Regions from separate parts of the Homo sapiens genome. Here all the other regions are linked to region 2. A link is a contact called in ENCODE Hi-C or POLR2A ChIA-PET data. All regions are on one chromosome and are shown on one strand. Each heading gives the region's core, a stretch centred on a gene start or an enhancer-like site at or near the end of the contact. The rest is flanking DNA. Distances are from core to core; before and after follow the strand shown. Region 1 holds the start of CPSF6 (cleavage and polyadenylation specific factor 6). Region 2 holds the start of KCNMB4 (potassium calcium-activated channel subfamily M regulatory beta subunit 4). Region 3 holds the start of TMEM19 (transmembrane protein 19).

Region 1 (3,454 bases), core at 490-2,989, 1.1 Mb before region 2:
AGGGTAACATATTCACAGATTTCAGGGATCAGAATATGAACATCTATGGTGGGCCATTATTCTACCACACCACCAATCTAGAAAATACTCTCACCTTTAAACGTCAGTGTCTCTTTTCTTCTATAATGCCCCAAGAAAGAAAGTGAATCAGTATTTAAATACTGATTCTTGGAACAGGACAGGACACTTTGCATATTAACTCATATTAACTCATTTAAAGTATCACCAACCTTCAACCTTGGTGAGGTAGATATTATTGCTTGGATTTTAAAGATTCTGAGATTGAATATGAGAGTTGAAAACTTGACTGAGGTCATCTAGCTGATAAAATGTCTGATTAGAAATGGGTACCCAGATCACCAGACTGGCCTCCAGGACTGCAACCATGCTTTTTCCACCATACCAAGTGCAGATTGAGTCTTTTTTATGCAAAAATGCTTGGATTTGAGGGGATTTTGGAATATTTGCATATACATAAATTATCCAGGAGATGGGACCCAAGCCTAAACGAAATTCATTTATGTTTCACATATACCTTATACACACAGCCTGAAGATTATTTCATACAATACTTTTAGTTATTTTGTGCATGAAAAAAAGTTTTGATTGCATTTTTGACTGCGACCTGGCAAATAAGATCAGGTGTGGAATTTTCCACTTGTGGCATCATGTCAGTGCGCAAAAAGTTTCAGATTTTGGAGCATTTCAAATTTTTGGATTAGAGATGCCCAACCTTACAGATGTTGTTTGGGTTATTCTATGAATGATTTCTGGCCAGTTTCTCAGGAAACACGCTCTACTACAGTATATTTTTTAATGAGTGAAAAAGAAATTAAGAATGGAGGGGAAAGTTTCAAACTGGAGAGACATCTTTGAGTAAAGTATCGTGGCTGAATGTTCCTACCTTTATTGACCATGTGACCTGGTTAAATCACTTAGGTTCTATTAGGCCTCAGTCTTCTCTTCTGTAAAATGAGATGTTTAGACCTAAGGACACCTTTCCAGTTCCCTTCCCGTTGGGACATTCTAGGATTCTGAGAGAGAAGCCCCCCTGGCCTCAAGATACCTCCACTCTCTTGGGTGTGCTCTAAGATGACTGCATTCATGTTAGAAGCATCTGAACTACGCCAGAGACAACCTACTGTAGATCTAAGGAAGAAAAAATGAATGGCAATGAATGCGAGAGGAAGGTGGGGGGGAAAGAAGCCCACGAAGATTAGAGATGGAAATGGCAACATAAACAGCATGCAAAGATAACCACTGACGGGTATCTAGCGTTTACGATGCAAATAAAACTCTGCTGGTCTCTGAGGATGCAGAAACAAGACATTGTTTTTGGTCTTAAGCCGTTCACAGAATGCCCGGGGGTTACACTTTGCATTTAAGCACGGACATATAACTTCCACCTTTAAAAGTCCTGGATGTGAGAAAGATAAGAACAACGGATAAATGAAAATATTAACAAAACGTCTGAGTATGCCAGAGGCCACGTGAAAAGACGGTGTGTGGAAACAGGTGGGACCCACTGCTAAGCTGGATGCGCGAGTAGGACAAAAAAATTGGCCCCCACTCCCGGGCCTCACCCAGACACAAAAGAAACGTCCTCTGCCCTCAGAGGCGCAGCCTTTCCTCAGCCAGCAGAGCGGCTGGGCTGCAGAGTCCCCGCCCCCGGCCGGCCCCTGTCGCCCGCGCCTCCCTCCCTCGGGCCTCGGAAGTGACGCAAGCGCCCCCCCACCGCCGCTAGATCCGCTGCTGCTGCCGCGGCGGGCAGACCTGCAGGAGGCGGCGGCGGCGGCGGCGGCCGAGGCTGAAGGAAGATGGCGGACGGCGTGGACCACATAGACATTTACGCGGATGTCGGCGAAGAGTTCAACCAGGTACGTGAGAGCCCAGGTCCCCGCCGCCGACGCGGGCGGCGCTGCGGCCGGGAAGCTGACCCGGGGCCCGCTGCGGCCGCGAGCCGAAGCGACTGCAGAGTGTGCGCCCTTGCCGCCTCTGGGCCGCGCCGCCGACCCCTGGCGTGGCGCCCCCCCGCCCCTCGTTCTACCGCGTCGTTTCACGGGCCGCGGGCGCGGCGAGTCGCCGCGGGGCCCGGAGCGCGGACGCGGGCCGCTGTGCAGCTGCCGCCGGCTCCTCCCTCGCCGGCGCTGCCTCGCTCCCTATTGTTGGCGGCACCCGGCTGGCGCTTCCCGCCGCGCTAGGCCCGGGCGGTGGGGCCGCGTGTAAGCGGCGGAGAGAACTGGCCGCCGCCGCGCCCCCTCCCCCGTCGCTGGTCGGAGGAGGAAGCCCTGGCGGGGCGCGTGCCCGCCGCCGCCGCCCCTTCCCCGCCGCTGCCGCTCGGGCTCCGATTCCTCCCATCGCTCCATTTTGTCTCCCTGCCCGCGCACTGTCGCCTCATGGAAGGCCGCGTTCACGGCCCTTTGTATCCCGCGCGCCCAGTCCCCGGGGCTCTCCTTCTCGGGTTTGCGACAGGTTTCGGCGTGGCGCCTTCCTCCTCCCCTCACACTTTCTGAAGGCGACTGAGGTGCGGGCTCATTTGCAACAAGTCCTTTGACTTTTGGAGCCACAGATAAAAGTCGGTGCGCTGGTCCTGCCTCATTAATCCAGGGCTTGCAGTGCTTTGAAGCCCAGTCGTTGTTGGCCTTTGTGATGAAAATACCTGTGAAGATGAGTGGCCGGGGACCAAAAGGAAGAATTGGAAGCGCGATGGTTGGATGGAACAAAAAGATGTTAGCTCACCCACAGATCTCATAGTGATTAAAATGAAAGAACGTTCACCCCAAATCCTTATGATGTGGTTTAAAAATAAAGAGTTATAGATAAGACCCTATTTTCGAAAACAAAGTGTTAAATCCCCCCACCCCCACCCCCGGGCCCCGTGTTACCTTTTGAAAGGTTGAGCGAAAGTGAGAATGCAAGGTTTTCCTGAACGACGTTGCTTAGAGGTAACGCGGGGCTGTGATGTCTGTTAATGGGCATCCTTGCAAAAGATGTCGTTTGTTGCTAGTGACGTTTAAGGTTTGAACCTGCTGTTCGTATCTACTGCATTTTATGTAGTAACACATTTAAAACAATTAAATTGTGCTTAACTGCAATGTTCCTAAAAGCCTTATTTTTTTGTATTTCCCAGGTCCCTATGAGAAGTTTAATGAAATATTACTGGCTAATGTGGTTTTCCCACCTCCATTAACCATCATATTCGTGACTAGTTGCTCAGGCTTTTTAAAAAACAAGGAAACTCAAGAGATCTTTACTGTTTTATTTTTCAGGAATGACTTTGTGCCTCTGGTTTAAATATTAGAAAACAGAAAAATACCAGTTGGCTTTAAATGTTTGCTATTCAGTTAAAGACTGGATTTGTTTAAATGTAATACATTGTAATCAAAGGTTAAGTTTTTAAATCTTTGTGTTTTTAAAATTGTGCTTATGTTTTAAATAATAATACTTGAGTTGT
Region 2 (3,359 bases), core at 34-2,533:
TAGTTTGCAAGGAAGTTAATATTCTGATTTTATTCTTCGAAATGTACATATAAATAGTTCTCAAGTTTGATTTTATGATAAAAGTGTAGTTTGGGAAAAGGTCATTCTAACTTTAAAAAGGTCGCGAAAACAATAGAGGCTGAAGCATTGTTAGCGTAATTGGGGGAGGAGGGAGCAACGGCAAGAATTAAGAGCAGAACACAGGTCTAGAAACAGTACCTGTCCCAAAGTGGGTCTGCCCGGCGCTGTCGCTTTAAGCAGCGCTCCTGGAAACCTCATCTACAAATCCTGGGGCGGGTCAGGGGTGGCAAGACTCCTAAGGAGGGAAACGACAGAAATGATTCTGTTCTTGCGAGCCCCAAAGCAAGAGTACTTTTCTGATGGGTAAAGTGGTATTTCTTTCCAGGCTGCAAAGCTCTCCACCTTTTTCCTTTGGTCTCAGTCAGCCCCAGCCATGGGGGCAAATCAAGTTGGGGTCAACTCGGCTGCCAGAGACCTAAGTTGCCACAAGGGTCACCGACGACCTAAGCAGCAAGTTTCCTTCGTCCAGCCTCCTGCCCCCACGCACATTGCCTCCACAGCAAACTCCACCTGACTCAGCTTGTTTAACTCCAATCCTGCAGCCCTCCCGGCCTCAGCAGGGTCAGGGGGCGCGGGTCTGCGCCAAGACGGTTAGGAGGCCCAAGTCCTGGGACTGGACGGTTACTGCGCTCCCTTGGGCGCAGCCGCTGGCGGCGTGGGCGCGGCTGGGTCACGCCTCCGGCACCACCGCGCGCCAGCCCGCCCGTGGCATGGGAACCTGCGATTCAGTCGTCCCCGGGGACCTCCCAGCGCACACCGCTAGCCTGGGGCTTTCACCTCGATCCGCCCGGCCTGGGCGGCTCGTGTCCTCCCACACCGCCACCCGTGCCCGCTTCCCGGGGTGCGCCCGGAGCCTGGCCGCTCTCCCTGCAGGTGACCAGTACTCGTTTGGAGTTCAAGATTCCCGCCGCTCCACTTGAACTCCACCCTCCCCTCTTATTATTATTATTATTTTAACTTCCCTCCGGTTAAGCTAAATTGATCTTAATCTTTCATCTCGGACGTCCCTCTAAGGGGAGTGAGCGAAGATTCCGATTGCAAGTCGCCGCTGTCGCTTGTGCCCGTCAGCCCCTCGCCCAAAGGAGACGCCCCCGGGCGGGGCGGGGCGGAGCGGGGCGGGGCGGAAGGGCCCGGGTCTGCTGCGGACGGGGCGGGGCGGAGCCTCCTCCTGCACGGGGGAGCCCCCGGGCTCGCCCCAGCTCAGACACTCCTAGCCTTGGGGCAGCTGCCGGGCGAGTCAGCGGAGTAGCGGCCAGCGGGCGATGGAGACAGAGAGACACCCGACGAGAGGAGGCGGGGTGGGGGAGGCGGGGAGAGTGCGGGGGCGGAGGCTGGCAGGGGGCGCTGGAAGCTGGAGCGGTCCGTGCGCTCCCCGCGCCCGAGGGTGCAGGAGGCTCTGAAGCGGCTGCTGCACCGCGGGGCCCAGGCGGCGGCTGGGGGGCTGGGGGGCGCTGCCGCCGCCGCCGCCGGGGGCGTCGCTGGCCTCGGCCCCTTTGTTCTCGCGCGCTCCCCCTCGCCGCCCACTCCCCTGCTGTCGCGCGGCGGCGGCGGTGGCGGCGGCGGCTCCTCCCGCCCGAGGCAGTCGGGCTCGGCGCCGGGGGCGGGAGGGGGCGGGGGGAGCACGCCAGCCGCCGAGAGTGGGGGGCGATGGCGAAGCTCCGGGTGGCTTACGAGTACACGGAAGCCGAGGACAAGAGCATCCGGCTCGGCTTGTTTCTCATCATCTCCGGCGTCGTGTCGCTCTTCATCTTCGGCTTCTGCTGGCTGAGTCCCGCGCTGCAGGATCTGCAAGCCACGGAGGCCAATTGCACGGTGCTGTCGGTGCAGCAGATCGGCGAGGTGTTCGAGTGCACCTTCACCTGTGGCGCCGACTGCAGGGGCACCTCGCAGTACCCCTGCGTCCAGGTCTACGTGAACAACTCTGAGTCCAACTCTAGGGCGCTGCTGCACAGCGACGAGCACCAGCTCCTGACCAACCCCAAGGTAAGAACGCCCCGCGCACCCAGGGGCTCCCCGCGAGGGAGGTTTGGAGGCAGCGTCGGTGTTAGACTCCGCGCGGGGAGGGTTCGGCGTGTGCTCGCATTGCTAGGAGGAGACCAGGTGGCGCAGGCTGTGCTCAAACCAGGAATGACTACATCAGGGAGCCCCAGGGCTCCGGTCTTTTCAGGTGGGTTTACGCGCGGCGACCAGTGGTGCCCAGAGGCTTACTTTAAAACCTGTCTTGCCTGGTCTCAGATTTTGAGGCCTCGACCCAGTCCGGGTCCTGCGCCTACCGGACTGGGTTTGGAGAAGTGCAAGGAGCCAAGAAAGTTAACTTTTCCTCCATTTAAAGCCAGTGGTTAGCGGGGATCCACCTACTCCAGCTCACGGTCAAGGTCCGAGCTTCAGCTGGTCTCATCTAGAACTCAGATGGAATGACCTTCCTTGAAAGGTCGAGGGGACTCTCGAAAGTTGTGAGAGAGTTCCTCACCTTTTCGCTCTACATAGGCATTTTCAACTTGGGGTTCAAAGATAAGCTTTTGTGGCTTGACAAACGACCCGGAATCAAATGTGGAATATTGCGGGTCCATTTTGGGAAGTACAGAGGGCTCCTAGTTTTCATGAAATAGATTCTCAAAAGAGTCTACAGGGAGCCTAGTTACCCTTTGTGTTTAGGGACAGTCAGGAGTCGTCTGGAGAACAGTAAAACTTGCTGAAAATAGAAAACCTTCAGTGAAATGTACCTAATATGACTTCTCTGACAACTTCTATTGGTCTCGAAAGCAAGCAAGAAGAAAAAGAAAAAGAAAAAAAAAAAAGATAAAACCTGGTTAGGACTCCCGGGATGGAGAGCAGAGAGAGGAAGTCTCAGAAAACTGTTCCCAATGGAGAAAAATAACTTATAAAAAGCAGTGTCCTTAGCCTGTGAACTAATTGAGCTTTGTAGTGCACCTGGTTCTGGTTCCGTTTCTACTTCCCTTGATCTTTTCTGCTCTCCTTGTTGCTTAACTATCAAAGGTATGTATCTTTTTAAAAGTTACTGACATTTTTCCTTTTTTTGAGGGATCAAGCAGAAAAACAGTCCAAAAGGGAATGCATCTTGTGTTCACAGGAAAACTTTCTGTTAACTCTAACAAGATATATTTATATTAATCCAAAAGAAAAAAATTCTACATTAATATTATAATAGTATTTAAAACAGCTTACCGTCACTCTGCAATAAAACTTGTGGTCTTACCTCCTGAACAGTAAATTCTTGAATTTGAGACATTTAGAAAATATTTCTTTTTAAAAATATG
Region 3 (3,682 bases), core at 921-3,420, 1.3 Mb after region 2:
TGAATATTTCTGGAATTTTCTTTTTAATATTTTCGGATTGTTACCGGTGGAAGGTGTCCAGGTTCTTGGTGTTTTGAACAAAGAACTGGAAAAACACACAAGCAAAGCAAGGAAAGAATGAAGCAACAAAAGCAGAGATTTACTGAAAACAAAAGTACGCGCCACAGGGTGGGAACCATCTGAGCATAGGGGCTCAAGGGCCTCCTTACAGAATTTTCTAGGGTTTAAATACCCTCTAGAGGTTTCCCATTGGTTACTTGGTGTACACCTTATGTAAATGTAAATGAAGTACTAGCCCACAATCAGTCTGATTGGTTGTGAAAAACAACCAATTAGAGGCTGAAGCAAAGTTACAAAGTTACACTCCTACGCAAACGTCTGATTGGTTGCAGAAAGCTACCAAGCAGAGATACTTTCAATTTTCTATCTGCCACGCAGAAAAAAAGAGGGGTTTGCAAAGGGCGTAGCTTTGGGTCCTTTTGTTACTTAGGTATGGGAAGTTGGGGTTTTCCTTTTGATTTAGCTCTAGGAAGTCAGCATGAATCGGCCTTAGGTTCCCTGCCTCAATAGGAGACCCTATTCTCCTGCCTCAAGATCATGTTTAACCCTTGGTAACTGAAACTGCCTATTGCATATAAGAACTACTGTATTTTAATTATATTAACTCCTCTAAATTATTTTGGTCTTAAGCTAGAATAACTTTTATGGAGAAAAACATCTATAATTGGTCACTGAAAAAAATAGAAGGGAAAATATTCATCTAAAGGGTCAGTTCACTGACACTACTATTTAATATGCATTTTTTAGCCAGATCTAATAGTCATGAGAAAATCATCCCTGACATCCAGGGACTGACCTGACACAGCTACACCACAGTGTTGGGAGATAGCTTGACATTCACAACTAGGCTATGATTTTCCTATCGAACACCAACTAATCAGAGAGGGTCACTCTGTGACTGTGGTGAAGCAAGGCAAAAAAAAGAAAAAAAAAAAAAAGACCAGTTTATAATTTTGTCTAAGCAGAGACAAAAACAATGCGACTGTGCAAACCACAAAACATTAGCTTTCATTATTAATAATTTTACCCAGTAGTCTGGTAACATTGATACTGGCCAGTCAGCTTGGTGAAATAATCCAAACATTTACCTATGCAGAACAGACTAAGACAAAAATAAAGTAGGCACATAATACATTTCAGCATAAAGACCATATATGTATATTATCTAGTACAGGAAGCCCACTACTATTTAGTCCTACTTCACAGATTTGATTCTTAGTTAACTACTTAATTAGATGTCTTACCAAAGAAAATGACAAGCTGTCTTGGCATGTATTTTGAAATTTAAAATAATGTGAGCTTTTTTAAAGTAACTACTCTTGGGGCTTAAAACACAATTGCATACTGTGTCTGAAATGGATTTGGCTCCTCTTCTTACACTGTCAGCAATTAACTGAAAAAATTGATAAATATTATGTAATTATCAGTTAATTACTGTTAACCCAGGCAAACAAGTTAATTTCACATAAAACATGAAATCAGGCCGGGCGCTGTAGCTCACGCCATTAAACCCAGCACTTTGGGAGGCCGAGGTGGGTGGATCCCCTGAGGTCAAGAGTTCGAGACCAGCCGGGCCAACATGGCAAAACCCCGTCTCTACTAAAAATATAAAAATTAGCCGGGCGTGGTTGTGGCGCCTGTAATCCCAGCTACTCCGGAGGCTGGAGCAGGAGAATCGCTTAGAACCTGGGAGGCGGTGGTTGCAGTGAGCAGAGATCGTGCCACTGCACTCCAGCCTGGGCGGCAGAGAGAGACACTGTCTCGAAAAAAAAAAAAAGAAAAGAAAAGAAATCAGCCACGATTCAGATTTTTAATGCTAACAAGACGTTTTGCTTTCTAAATGCACACACCTTTAATATAAGGGGTGTGAGGACAGATATTTCCACAATCTAAGTGGTGTTATGACAATAATTACGAGAGCTCAGTAATAGAAACTATGTTTAACTTTACCTCGCTAGCAGCCAGGAGTCTAGCACATTATAGGTACTAAACAATGTTGTTTAGTACCTATAATGTGGTTTTGGAGAAGCAGTGCAAACGCAGCCGGCCAGGATGCCAGCAGTGCCTGCCCACGTGAGCTAGGCGACATCCCCCTAAGCGGCTGCGGCGCATGCCCACAGCGGGCGAGGCGCTAGAGGCGGGGGCGCCGGGAGGCGCGGGCTTTGCTCCTGGGGTCTCGGCCTTGGCCGGCTGGACCTGACCCTAGGGCGGCTTGCGCAGCTGTCGGGACGTGACTGCGTTCAGCCGCGTCGGGCGTGCTTCCCAGACTTGCCCAAGTTCGGGTGCCCTAGCTGCCCCTTTGCAGCCGCTGGCCTACCCGGCCCGCGGGTGAGAAGGTTGCGACGGGAGGTGGGTGGAACTCGCCAGCGCCGGGACCGCGGATTGGCTGCCTCGGCTTTCTCTTTTCCCCGTGGGCTCCGGCGTGAGGCGCTGAAGCGGCCGGCAGCCGGCGACCGGCCCTCACCGTCCGCCGGGTTGCGCTCTGCTTTTGCGGTGAGGCGTTGACCACGCCCATATGAATTGGAGCTCTCCGCCAGTAGGAGTTTCCGGAAGGAGTTTGAATTTTTGTGATTTTTATGCTTGTTTGGTCGGTGGAATATGTTGGGATTTATGTTTGCCTCTGAACAAGTGTCTTGCTCACATCGTAAATGACTTTCTCTCCGAAACGCTAAATATTCTTTCCCGCAGGAGCTCATATCCTTATTTTCCATGACAGATCTTAACGACAATATATGCAAAAGATATATAAAGATGATAACTAATATAGTTATACTGAGCCTGATCATTTGCATTTCGTTAGCTTTCTGGATTATATCAATGACTGCAAGCACCTATTATGGTAAGTCTGAGTGTTCTAAGTTGTTTCTCTGTAATCTAGTCAGAGGAAATTAAAACCATACCATTGTGAAATCCAAAACTCATATCCTCTGAATGGTTATGAATGGTTGTGTTTACTTAACTTCCATAGCCTGATTTAACTTACTAACATGATAGTATAAACAATGCCTTTAATAAATGCTTGTTGTGATAATTCGAGTTATACCTATTTCTTTTTTTTTTTAATTTTTATTTTGTATAAGATAGGGGTCCCTCTGTGTTGCTAGGCTGGTCTCAAACCCCTAGGCTCAAGTGATCCTCCCACCTGTGTCTCCCAAAGTGCTGGCAATACAGGCCACCACTTCTGGACTAGTTACACCTATTTCAAAATGTCTTTATATTTTATGTAACTATTCCATCTGTCTTGGTAAAAGATAAGTGAGGCGAATATAGCTTTGTAAAGCAATTACAGTGATGCTTTTAATTTTGAATAAGAATATTAGTAATGGGCCAGGCGCGGTGGCTCACGCCTGTTATCCCAGCACTTTGGGAGGCCGAGGCGGGCAAATAACCTGAGGTCGGGAGTTCAAGACCAGCCTGGCCAACACGGTGAAACCCCAGCTCTACTAAAACTAGAAAAAAGCTGTAATCCCAGCTACTTGGGAGATGGAGGCAGGAGAATCACTTGAACCCTGGAGGCGGAGGTTGCAGTGAACCAAGATTGAGCCACTGCACTCCAGCCTGGGCCACAGAGCGAGAATCCGTCTCAAAAAAAAAAAAGTAGTAATGTAGTTTATCAGTTTCA

What was found. Hi-C counts contacts between places; a loop is a spot of excess contacts on that map. ChIA-PET counts read pairs that join two places held with the same protein, here RNA polymerase II (POLR2A). Pooled maps may share reads with other maps.
Region 1: a loop to region 2 is called in a map of naive thymus-derived CD4-positive, alpha-beta T cell, with 4 times the contacts of the local background. The contact joins the promoter of CPSF6 here to the promoter of KCNMB4 in region 2. A Hi-C loop is called at or near these places in 1 of 168 maps with a recorded cell type or tissue (naive thymus-derived CD4-positive, alpha-beta T cell) and 8 of 50 pooled maps. POLR2A ChIA-PET finds 5 or more read pairs at or near these places in 1 of 52 experiments (PC-9).
Region 3: a loop to region 2 is called in a map of CD8-positive, alpha-beta T cell, with 8 times the contacts of the local background. The contact joins the promoter of TMEM19 here to the promoter of KCNMB4 in region 2. A Hi-C loop is called at or near these places in 2 of 168 maps with a recorded cell type or tissue (CD8-positive, alpha-beta T cell and OCI-LY7), 1 of 37 single-sample maps with no recorded cell type and 6 of 50 pooled maps.

The regions. Positions count from the first base shown.
Region 1 is chr12:69,237,830-69,241,283 of GRCh38, forward strand. It overlaps CPSF6 (cleavage and polyadenylation specific factor 6), which reads left to right and starts at 1,740. Exons shown (of 10, transcript NM_007007.3): 1 at 1,740-1,877. The coding sequence starts at 1,818. RefSeq lists silencers at 1,563-2,062, 2,213-2,432 and enhancers at 1,896-2,476, 2,477-3,056.
Region 2 is chr12:70,365,007-70,368,365 of GRCh38, forward strand. KCNMB4 (potassium calcium-activated channel subfamily M regulatory beta subunit 4) reads left to right here and starts at 1,284. Exons shown (of 3, transcript NM_014505.6): 1 at 1,284-2,064. The coding sequence starts at 1,729. RefSeq lists a silencer at 1,100-1,339.
Region 3 is chr12:71,683,912-71,687,593 of GRCh38, forward strand. TMEM19 (transmembrane protein 19) reads left to right here and starts at 2,171. Exons shown (of 6, transcript NM_018279.4): 1 at 2,171-2,899. The coding sequence starts at 2,770. LOC124902965 (a long non-coding RNA gene) reads right to left here and starts at 2,153. Exons shown (of 2, transcript XR_007063367.1): 1 at 2,011-2,153. RefSeq lists silencers at 2,443-2,512, 2,503-2,718.